Regions from separate parts of the Mus musculus genome. Here region 1 is linked to region 2. A link is a loop called in an ENCODE intact Hi-C map of the cell type or tissue named here. Cell type or tissue: heart. All regions are shown on one strand. Region 1 has its middle 4.8 kb from the start of Pacsin1. Region 2 holds the start of Snrpc (U1 small nuclear ribonucleoprotein C).

Region 1 (5,000 bases), 190 kb after region 2:
AGGCATCGATGATGATGGTGGTGGTGATGATGGTGAAGATGATGATACTTTTAAGAAAAAAGCCAGTGGAGTCCACAGCCCCAAACTTCCCAGACAGGATATATCCCTAGACGGTCAGACATTTGGAGGGTTGAATAGAAGGCTATGATAGAGTGGGGAAGAGAAGCCGGAGGCTGGGAGAAAGCACAACCTTCACAGAGCTGTAGGTCCGTCAGGAGACTGGGAGGGCATAAGAACATGGCTCAGTTAGCTGAGTGCTTGCTGAGCACACCCAAAGCCCTAGGCCCCCAGCACATAGCTGGTGACATAGCTGGTGACAGTGGTTCAGGCCTGTAGTAACCCCAGTGGTCCAGAAGGAGTCTGTGGTCATCTTGGGCCTCTTGAAAAATCCAACAGGAGGTCGGTAGGGTGGTATATAGCTTTCATTCCAGCACTCGGGAGGCAGAGGCAGGCAGATTTCTGAGTTTGAGCCCAGCCTGGTCTACAGAGTGAGTTCCAGGACAGCCAGGGATACACAGAGAAACCCTGTCTCGAAAACAAAACAAAACAAAACAAACAAACTAACTAACTAACTAACAAAGAGAGGCTTAGTGGTTAAGATAACTTACTGCTCTCCTAGACGCCCTAATTTTGGTTGCCAGCACCCACATGGGGCAGCTCACACCTGTCTGTAACTTCAACTCAAGAGCATCCTCACGCCCTCTGCAGGACTCATTAGACACCTGCACCCGTGTGCGTGTGCGCAGAGTCCTGAGCAGACACACATGCCTTAAAAAACAAAGCAGTCTCTTTTAAAGACCAAACAAACAAAAGTAGAGAGGAGAGAGGGTAAAGACAGAAGGCAGCCAGGGGCTCTCTGTGCAGAGCTGAGGTGTGGCTGGGGTTGAATTCAGAACACATGCGCACACACACACACACACACACACACACACTGTGTAACCTAAAATAAAATGTTTCGGGAACTGACGCGGGATGTCCACACTTCCCAATTTAGACCAGCTTCCTTGTAGACTTTCTAATTGCAGACCTTCTGCTTGCCTGTCCAAGGTGAACCTAACCCACCTTCCTGCTTTGCGCCCCGCCCCGACCCCTTCCTGTTCCGCGTACCTCCCCCACCCTCCCTCCCGTTTTGCGCCTCTGCTTCAATACAGATGCCCTCCGTTTCCGGCACAGCAACTCTTCCTTTTCTGAGCATTTCCCACGTCTCTCGTGTCCTGGCCTCACGTTCTCTCAGCCCCGTGGAGATCTGACCCCTGTATGTTTCCATGGGGCTGTCCTTCCCACCCAGAGCCCTGAACCTCCCTTGGTCCATCCTCCCTCAGACTCTGGGCCACGCAGAAGGAAGACAGCGCTGGTCCTGAGGGGTTTGCAGATGCCAGCGAAACACAAAAGACGTAGGGACAGAAAGGCAGGCCAGCACTGAAAGGCGCGGAAATAAATAAATCAATGAATGAATAATGGATTGGTAATTGATACTGCGTGTTAGGCCTGGAAGAGGGGGCCGGGCAGAAGGGAGACTCCAGTTGCCCTGTCTTCCTATAGAAAAAAAAAGGGGGGGGGGAAGGAGAGCCGTTTTGAGTTCTCTTTCTCTCCCTCAGACAGTCATGTGTATCTTCCTATGGTGGTCTTGAGCCGTTGCAGGTGAGGTCCAACTTCTGACCCTTACCCTCGCTCCACAGTGCTGGGATTGCAAGCATGCACCACCATGCCCAGTTTGCGGTTTTGTTGTTGTTGGTTTTTGTTTTTTGGGTTGTTTGTTTGTTTGTTGTTTTTATTTTTTCAGACAGGGTTTCTCTGTGTAGCCCTGGCTGTCCTGGAACTCACTCTGTAGACCAGGCTGGCCTCGAACTCAGAAATCCGCCTGCCTCTGCCTTCCAAGTGCTGGCATTAAAGTCATGTGCCACCATATTGGCTAACAATTATCTATTATTATTATTATTGTGTGTGTGCCCTGCATCCATATGTGTGTTTGAGCACAAGTGCCACGGTGTGTGGATGGAGGTCAGAAGATAACTTTTGGGAGCCAGTGTTCTTCCTCCAGGAGCCGGGATTGAACTCAGGCCACCAGGCATCTGCAGCAAGCACCTTTACTTGCCGAGCCTTCTGCGCATGCTCAACAGGCACTGTCCACACCTCCAGGCCAACCACCCCTGTTCTTTCCACAGCTTGAAAAGGAAGGCCAGGGATCTATCCCACTGTGGGTAGATGGGATTCTGAAGCCCAGAGAGTGAAAGAGGCTCGTTCCAAGTCACACAGCACTTCAGTGACAGAGCTGGGGCTATAAACAGATCTCTGAGCTCTGATCTGGTCCTTGCCACCTTGAGTCCTGTTTGGAGGCTGGGCAAGATGGATCCGGGAGTCTGGCTGGGTCTAGGCTGCCTAGGACAGGGTTTTATTTTCTACGCTCCCTTTCAGCAACCTGACGTGGGAATGGGCAGTGCTGAGGGACGGCCTTCCGGCTCTCTCTCCTCATGGCGCCGTCAGCTCGCTTCAAGCTCTCGGACAGTGAGTCACCTGCCTGGTGGACAGGGACGATTGCCAGCCGCACCTTGGACCCTGAGACCAGATGTCAGGAGCCTTGCAATGGTTTCTCTGCCACTGACTTATGGCTGGAAACCACACCTCCTGCATGAAACCCTTAACCTTTAGGGGTACCCAGATTTAGGACCCCGGAGACAGCTTACCCAGGACACACAAACAAACAGAGCCGTCCCTGTACCGGGTTCTTTCTGAATTTGAGGCATAGGAACCATGGGGACGCTGTAATTACTGACCATCATGGTACAGGCTGGGATATGGAGGCCAGAGAGGTTAGGTAGCCTGTGTGATGTCACACAGCTGGAAAGCCTTGGAGCTGTGAATCCAATCCAGGCAGGACTGAGGCAGAAAGAAAAAGCAGACTGGACTAGGTGCTTACTTCAAGCCAGAGGGCTCGACGTCGCTGCGGTCCTGTGGCTATGGCCTGGACGCCCTCGCCACCTAGTGGTACAGTACCTTAACTACAAGCGGAATTCCTGTTTGGTTTGGGTTTAGATTTACGTTTTTTTTTTAGTCAAGGTCTTCGGTAGTAGCCTAGACTGCCTGGACGCACTATGCAGCTGAGGATAGCGTTAAACCTCTCATCCTCCTGCCTCCACTGCCCCAGTGACAGCGCTCTACTCCACTGGAGCTGTTACAGTTGTGAGCCACCACTTGGTGCTGGGAACTGTGTCCCGGTCCTCTGCAAGAGCAGTGTGTGCTCTTAACCAGCTCTTCAGCCCCTATTGTTTTTTTTTAATTTTTTTTTTTATTATCAGTGTGTGTTGGGGGCGGGGTCAGAGGACAATATCATAGAGTTGGTTCTCTATCTAACTTTATGGGGTCTCCTGGATTCAAACTCAGGTCCCTCAGGCTTGTACCTCTGATTTTATTCTTTCCTTAAGTTATTTATTTATTTGTGTCAGGGAGGGGATAGTGGGTATATAGAGGTCAGAGGCCAACTTTTTTTTTTTTTTGGTTTTTCAAGACAGGGTTTCTCTGTGTAGCCCTGGCTGTCCTGGAACTTACTCTGTAGACCAGGCTGGCCTCGAACTCAGAAATTCACCTGCCTCTGCCTCCCAAGTGCTGGGATTAAAGGCATGCGCCACCACTGCTGGGCTCAGAGGCCAACTTTTGAGAATTGGGTCTCACCATCCACCATAGGGGTCCAGGGGATCAAACTCAGGTCGTTAAGCTTGGCTGCAAGCACCCTTAGCTGCTTAGCTGCTCCACTCTCAATCTCATGTGCTCTTAACCTTAACACTTGGAGTTGACATGATGATGCACACCTGAAATCTTAGAGCTCAAGACACTGGGACAGGAGGATCAAGGGTTTCAAGTAAGTTTGGGCTATAGAGCAACACCTTGCCTCAAAGAATCAGACAAAACAAAATAGTCGTAGTTCAGAAAGGATGTTGTTTCTGCCGCATTCCAAGGCTTTGGTGCACGGCTAACCTCTTACTACAGTTTGTTAACCTTTCCTCACTGTGACAAACACCCGAGAGAACCCATTTCAAAGGAGAAGGGGTTTCTTTTGGCTCGTGGTTTCAACCCAGGGTCGGCTGGATCTATTGCCTTGGGCCTGAAGCCACACAAAGTGTATTGGCAGTGAGAACACATTTGTTGTACCAGCTCCGGGTGGATACAAATCTATGTACTGTTGAGCCTTTTAAAAACAAAAATAACAGGGGGGGGGGGCTGGAGAGATGGCGCAGTGGGTAAGAGCACTGACTATTCTTCCAAAGGTCCTGAGTTCAAATCCCAGCAACCATTTGGTGGCTCACAACCATCCGTAATAAGATCTGATGGCCTCTTCTGGGATTCTCTATGTAGCCCTGGCTGTTCTGGAACTCACTATATAGACCAGGCTGGCCTTGAACTCACAGAGCTCTGCCTACCTCAGCCTCCCTAGTGCTGGGATCAAAGACATGCACCACCATTCCTGATGCGGGTGTCTCTGTCTAATGTCCCTCATTCTGTTGTCATGCCTCTTGGGCGGCACGCCCATGTCCAGCCTGGGTCCTCAGGTTTTAGTTAAGGGACCTGGAAGTAGACCCACCAGGGCTTTGCCCTACTCACTCCTCGTCCAACTTTGCTGCTTTAACACGGGCTTTTGTGTAGCACAAGAGATCTTTGAACATGCCCTGGTGCTGAGGACCCTCTGACCCTCCTGCTTCTCCTCAGCAGCACACAGATTACACCTGTGCACACCTCAGCCCCATCTCTACTGAGTTGGGATCAAGCCCAGGGCTCCTGCATGCTAGCATGTGCCTTACCAACCTGGCCACAGAGCCCTGCCCACCGTGTTACCCCAGCCACAGAGCTGTGTCTCCAGTCTCTCCCAGGTGCTGTTTTCTTTCAATATTATACTTGAGACGGGGTCTTGCCAAGTGTGGTGGCACATGCCTGTAATCTCAGCACTCAGGAAGCAGAGGCAGGCGGATCTCTGCGAGTTCAAGACCACCTGGTCTACAGAGTAAGTT
Region 2 (5,000 bases):
AGGTTTCACCTGACTAATTCTCTTTGCCAGAGTTACAAACATGAAACCCAAAATAAAGTCTCTCAAAGGCATCTCTACCTTCTCCAATCATCATGGAAAACTCTCAACATTGTGGTTCACAATTTTTCAAAGACAGGGTCCCATAGATGTGTTACACAATCTTGACAGTAACAGGAAAATCCTAGGCAGCTCCATCTTCTCTGCCCCCCCTCCAAGCCCACCACAGAGTGAGATGCTCTACCCCACCAAGACCACGCTGTGAGACGTACTTGTCTTGTCAATCAGGCTCTGGGCCTGCTCTTCCATCCATTTCTGATAATAGTCTTTCACATTCTCTTTGTGTTTCCGACCACTGCAGTGTGTCTTCCTCACAGATGGCTGGAAAACAGAAAGGTCATGGCCAACACAGAGAAAAAAAATCACCAAACTAAAAAGGTTTCCCGCTTTGCCTCTGGGTGGGAAGCCTAGCTAAGACACTGAAATACCTTTTATACACTGCCTTCAGTACACATCTTTCCTGGACTTACAAACTATCCCAGAGGCCAGCATACTGGGGCCTACCCATCAAACATTTGCTTTTGAGCACTGGCAGACACATAGATCCTTGCCTCTTGGCCTCCCTCACTACTCAGTACCAGGAACAGAACTCAGAGCTTCTGTAGTTTAGGCATGTGCTCTACCAACTGGGTTATACATCTGCCTGGCAGCTTCATTTATTTACTGTCTATGGCTTCTGTCTACAATGACTTTTAGTATTATAAAGACTTTTTAGTATTATAAAGACTCCATATTTACAAATCTAAAACAGTTTGCTACTTTAAGAAAAAGCATGCGTATGGCTGATCTGAATCCTGGTACTATTTCAATGTCCTCATGTTTCTCTTTTTTTTTTTTTTTTTTTGGTTTTTCGAGACAGGGTTTCTCTGTATAGCCCTGGCTGTCCTGGAACTCACTTTGTAGACCAGGCTGGCCTCGAACTCAGAAATCCGTCTGCCTCTGCCTCCCAAGTGCTGGGATTAAAGGCGTGCGCCACCACGCCCAGCGTCCTCATGTTTCTCATGGGAAAACAGCAGCTTAAATATATTTAAGCCACACTATTAGGAGAATACAGTACTATAGGCTGGTCGGAGTGATGCAGGCCTTGAATCCCAGGCATGGAGGCAGCAGGACAGCCTGTTCTACATAAGTTCTAGGCCACCCAGGGCTACATAATGAAACCCTTTCCAAAAATAAATAAGCCAAGGAAGTGGTGGCACATAACTTTACTCCGTGCACTCAGAAGGCAGAAAGCAAGCAGCTCTCTGTGAGTTCGAAGTCAGCCTGGTTTACAAATTATTCCAGAAGATCTGTCTTGTTTCCTCAGGAGATTGGGGGGGGGGGGGGCAGATAAATAGATTATTTAAAACTATTAAAACCATAAAAACCAAATTTTGTTGTTGCTAAAGGTTGTTTTGATTTGCTTTTTTTTGAGGTAGGGTCTCCCACCATAGCCTTAAACTCACAGCAATGCTCCATCTCAGTGTACTAGGAAGACAGGCGCCAGGCCCTAACTTTGTTGCTGGGCCTTGTGGCTGCTACACACGGGGCAACACTAATCACATATCTCAGTTATTCCTCCTGATGATCAATAGTTAATGAGGTTCTCACAGGAGCTGAGAATGGAGCTGTACACTAAGACATTTCTTTCCATTTTAACCAGGCATTTGAATAATGTGACATAATCAAATCTGCAAGTTTGTAGGAACACACTCCTGGTTTGTTTGTTTTTTGTTTTGTTGGGCTTTTTTTGGAGGGTGGGGCGAGTTATTTTGACAAGGTCTCAATATGTATCCTTAACTGACCTGGAATTTGCCATCTTCCTGGCTCAGCCTCTCAAGTATTGACATTACAGGTACATGCAGTTTCTGTATACGCAAATGCTTTCCATCTTCAAGCTTGCTTAAAGTTTTATCATTCTGCAAATACCTTCAAATTGCAAAGACCTCACAAAAAGGGTGGGAAAAAACACCCGCTTCCTAATTACTTTCTAAGAAAGGTTGTCATAAAATTTCCAGGAGACTGTAATGCACACACCTGGACCTAAAGAAAAAGAATTTTGCATACAAGGCGTTTTAGGATTATAAAAAAGACCCGCCACTTACAGAATCGTGGGTAAGATACGTATCACAGTAGTCACAATAAAACCTGAAATGACAAAAGAAAACGTCAGCAATTAACAGCTGTCCAAACAAACAGACCCAAAACCCAACTTCCTCGGATTGTAAGTCAAACAAAGCGTCCTGACAGAATGCGAGGCTTCTGAGCGAGGGTCCGCGCCCACTCTGCCAGGATGGCCGGAGAGCCTGGGTCTCCACCCGCCATCCCTCGGAGGGGCTCGCCTTCCCCTCGGAACGTCCAGAACCCGAGGCCGCCGCCCTGCACCTTCACCAGGACCCAACTGACCACCGCAAGTCCGCTTGCTCCCAGGGCCACACTCACTTGGGCATGATGCTCCACAAGCCGTTGGCTACCCCGATCCCCGCCGCCAGGAACTGACGCACACAGGCTGCGCCGACGCGAGCAAAGGATGCAGACAGGAGGGGTAGGACTTCCGCTTCCGGCCTCTGCCCTACGGATGCTGTGGGTGCCTCTGAGGTTCAATCCGCGCTCACTTATTCAGGATTAGTTACTCCGTCTAGGAAGTGCGTAATTTAGTACTATCAACAAAAGGTTCCAAAACCCTGAGTCAGCAGTTCCTACGCTGCGAATCATTAATCCAGCTTCTCAAATTGTGGTGACCCCCCCAACCAGAAATTATTCTTGTCGCTATTTCATAACTGTAATTTTGCCACTCGTATGACTAGTAATGCAAATTATCGGTGTTTTCTGATGGTCTTAGGAGAAACCTGTGAACGGGTTGTTCGACCCGCAAAAGGTGTCACGACCACTGCTCTAGTATGTACCCAGCTCTTCTGTAAATGAGAAGTGAAAAAGGCAGAACCAAATCAGGTAAAAGTTCTCATTCTCCAAGACCTGATTAGCAGTAAGCTGAAATCGATCAGTGGCTGAGGGATCAAAGTCCTATGCTGGGGAAATGAAGCGGGGAAGAGCGCAGCTGAACATCAAGGAAGACAAAGAAAATGTAGAAGACGATCACTGAGAAATTGATCATTGTATTTGAGCAATTAAGACAGACGTGAATTGTAGGGACACACTCCTGGGTGAGTGGGGCGGGTCTCAAGTTTTAAACCCTGTCTCCCTGCTTCCTTCCTAGCTGTGCAATTTACTCTCTCTGAGCTTCAGTTTCCTTATCTGAAAAGTAAAGGTAATAACTTGTGCAGTTTAAGGAAGAATCAAATGTAAAAATGCTGGAAAGTAGCTGGAGAATTGGTGTAGCGATTAAGCATTTGTTGCTCTTGGAACAATCTAAGTTCGATCACCAACACTCCCCCGTGGTGACTCCCACCTGTCTGCAGCTCAAGTCTCAGGGTGTCTGATGGATCTTTTTTAATCCACTCCCAGCACTAGGCACATACATGGTGCACTTACAAACTAAACACCCATATACATACAATAATACAAAAATGAATTTAAGCCGGGCAGTGGTGGCGCACGCCTTTAATCCCAGCACTTGGGAGGCAGAGGCAGGCAGATTTCTGAGTTCAAGGCCAGCCTGGTCTACAGAGTGAGTTCCAGGACAGCCAGGGCTACACAGGGAAACCTTGTCTAAAATAAAACAAAATATAAAAAAAATTTAAATGTAAAGCTCATAGGGCATTTAGCGAAAGGTCTATGCACTTAGGCCACCATAAATGGTAGTGATTCTATAGACGTTGTTAGCAGTACATTGCCAACTAACAGGTCAAACTTAGAGTCTGTTCTCTCAAACAAAGTGGATTGCCTTTTAACTTGAACTCCAAAGAATGAGAGAGGAGGGAGGAGTCATACTGCTGTCTCTCTCTCTCTCTCTCTCTCTCACACACACACACACACACACACACACACTTGGGGGGGCAGGGAGAGAGAGAGAGAGAGAGAGAGAGAGAGAGTCAGAAAAGTTACTATCCCTAGGCTGGTTTGCAAAATTCAATTCAAATGTGATATCACTTGAAAGCAGTGATTTTCATTGTCACCTTCAGATAACTTTGGTCCTTATTAGTTCCTTAAATAACCTAGACCTTTGGCGGGGTGGTTAATCGTAGCACTCAGGAGGCAGAGGCAGGCAGATCTCTGATTGAGGTCAGGCTGATGTACAGAGTGAGGTCCAGAACAATCAGGAATACACAGACAAACCCTGTCTCAAAAAATAAATTAAAGCCGGGCGTGGTGGCTGTATTAGTCAGGGTTCTCTAGAGTCACAGAACTTATGGACAGTCTCTAGATAGTAAAGGAATTTATTGATGACTTACAGTCGGCAGCCCAATTCCCAACAATGGTTCAGTCGCAGCTGTGAATGGAAGTCCAAGGATCTAGCAGTTACTCAGTCTCACGCAGCAAGCAGGCAAAGGAGCAAGAGCTCAACTCCCTTCTTCCAATGTCCTTATATTGTCTCCAGCAGAAGGTGTAGCCCAGATTAAAGTTGTGTTCCACCACACCCTTAATCCCAGATGAAAAGGTGTAGCCCAGATTAAAGGTGTGTTCCTTAAACTCGGAGATTGAATCTTCTGGAATCCATAGCCACTATGGCTCAAGATCTCCATACCAAGATCCTGATAAGGATCTCCAAGCCTCCAGATAAGGGTCACTGGTGAGCCTTCCAATTCCGGATTGTAGTTCATTCCAAATATAGTCAAGTTGACAACCAGGAATAGCCACTACAGTGGCGCACACCTTTAATCCCAGCACTCAGGAGGCAAGAGGCAGGCAGATTTCTGAGTTCGAGGCCAGCCTGGTCTACAAAGTGAGTCCCAGGACAGCCAGAGCTATACAGAGAAACCCTGTCTCGAAAAACCAAAATAAATAAATAAATACATAAATTACAATAAAATAACCTAGACCTAGCCAGGCAACAGCGATGCACA

Evidence for each region. Peaks named below come from ENCODE experiments on the same cell type or tissue, not always from the same donor. Only the 100,000 strongest peaks of a DNase experiment are listed, where the experiment ranks them.
Region 1: a loop joins it to region 2, with 2.3 times the contacts of the local background. A loop is called at or near these places in 3 of 42 quality-filtered maps.

The regions. Positions count from the first base shown.
Region 1 is chr17:27,648,306-27,653,305 of GRCm38, reverse strand. No RefSeq gene overlaps it. Among named protein-coding and RNA genes, the nearest start is that of Pacsin1, 4.8 kb to the left of the region's middle. In heart, a CTCF peak has its summit at 2,980 (motif pointing left); no DNase peak of the experiment used is centred here; H3K27me3 peaks cover 420 bases.
Region 2 is chr17:27,837,648-27,842,647 of GRCm38, reverse strand. Snrpc (U1 small nuclear ribonucleoprotein C) reads right to left here and starts at 2,561. Exons shown (of 6, transcript NM_011432.2): 1 at 2,479-2,561; 2 at 2,142-2,184; 3 at 270-378. The coding sequence starts at 2,486. In heart, a CTCF peak has its summit at 2,534; a DNase peak (open chromatin) is centred at 2,577; H3K4me3 peaks cover 2,008 bases; H3K27ac peaks cover 1,239 bases; H3K27me3 peaks cover 33 bases.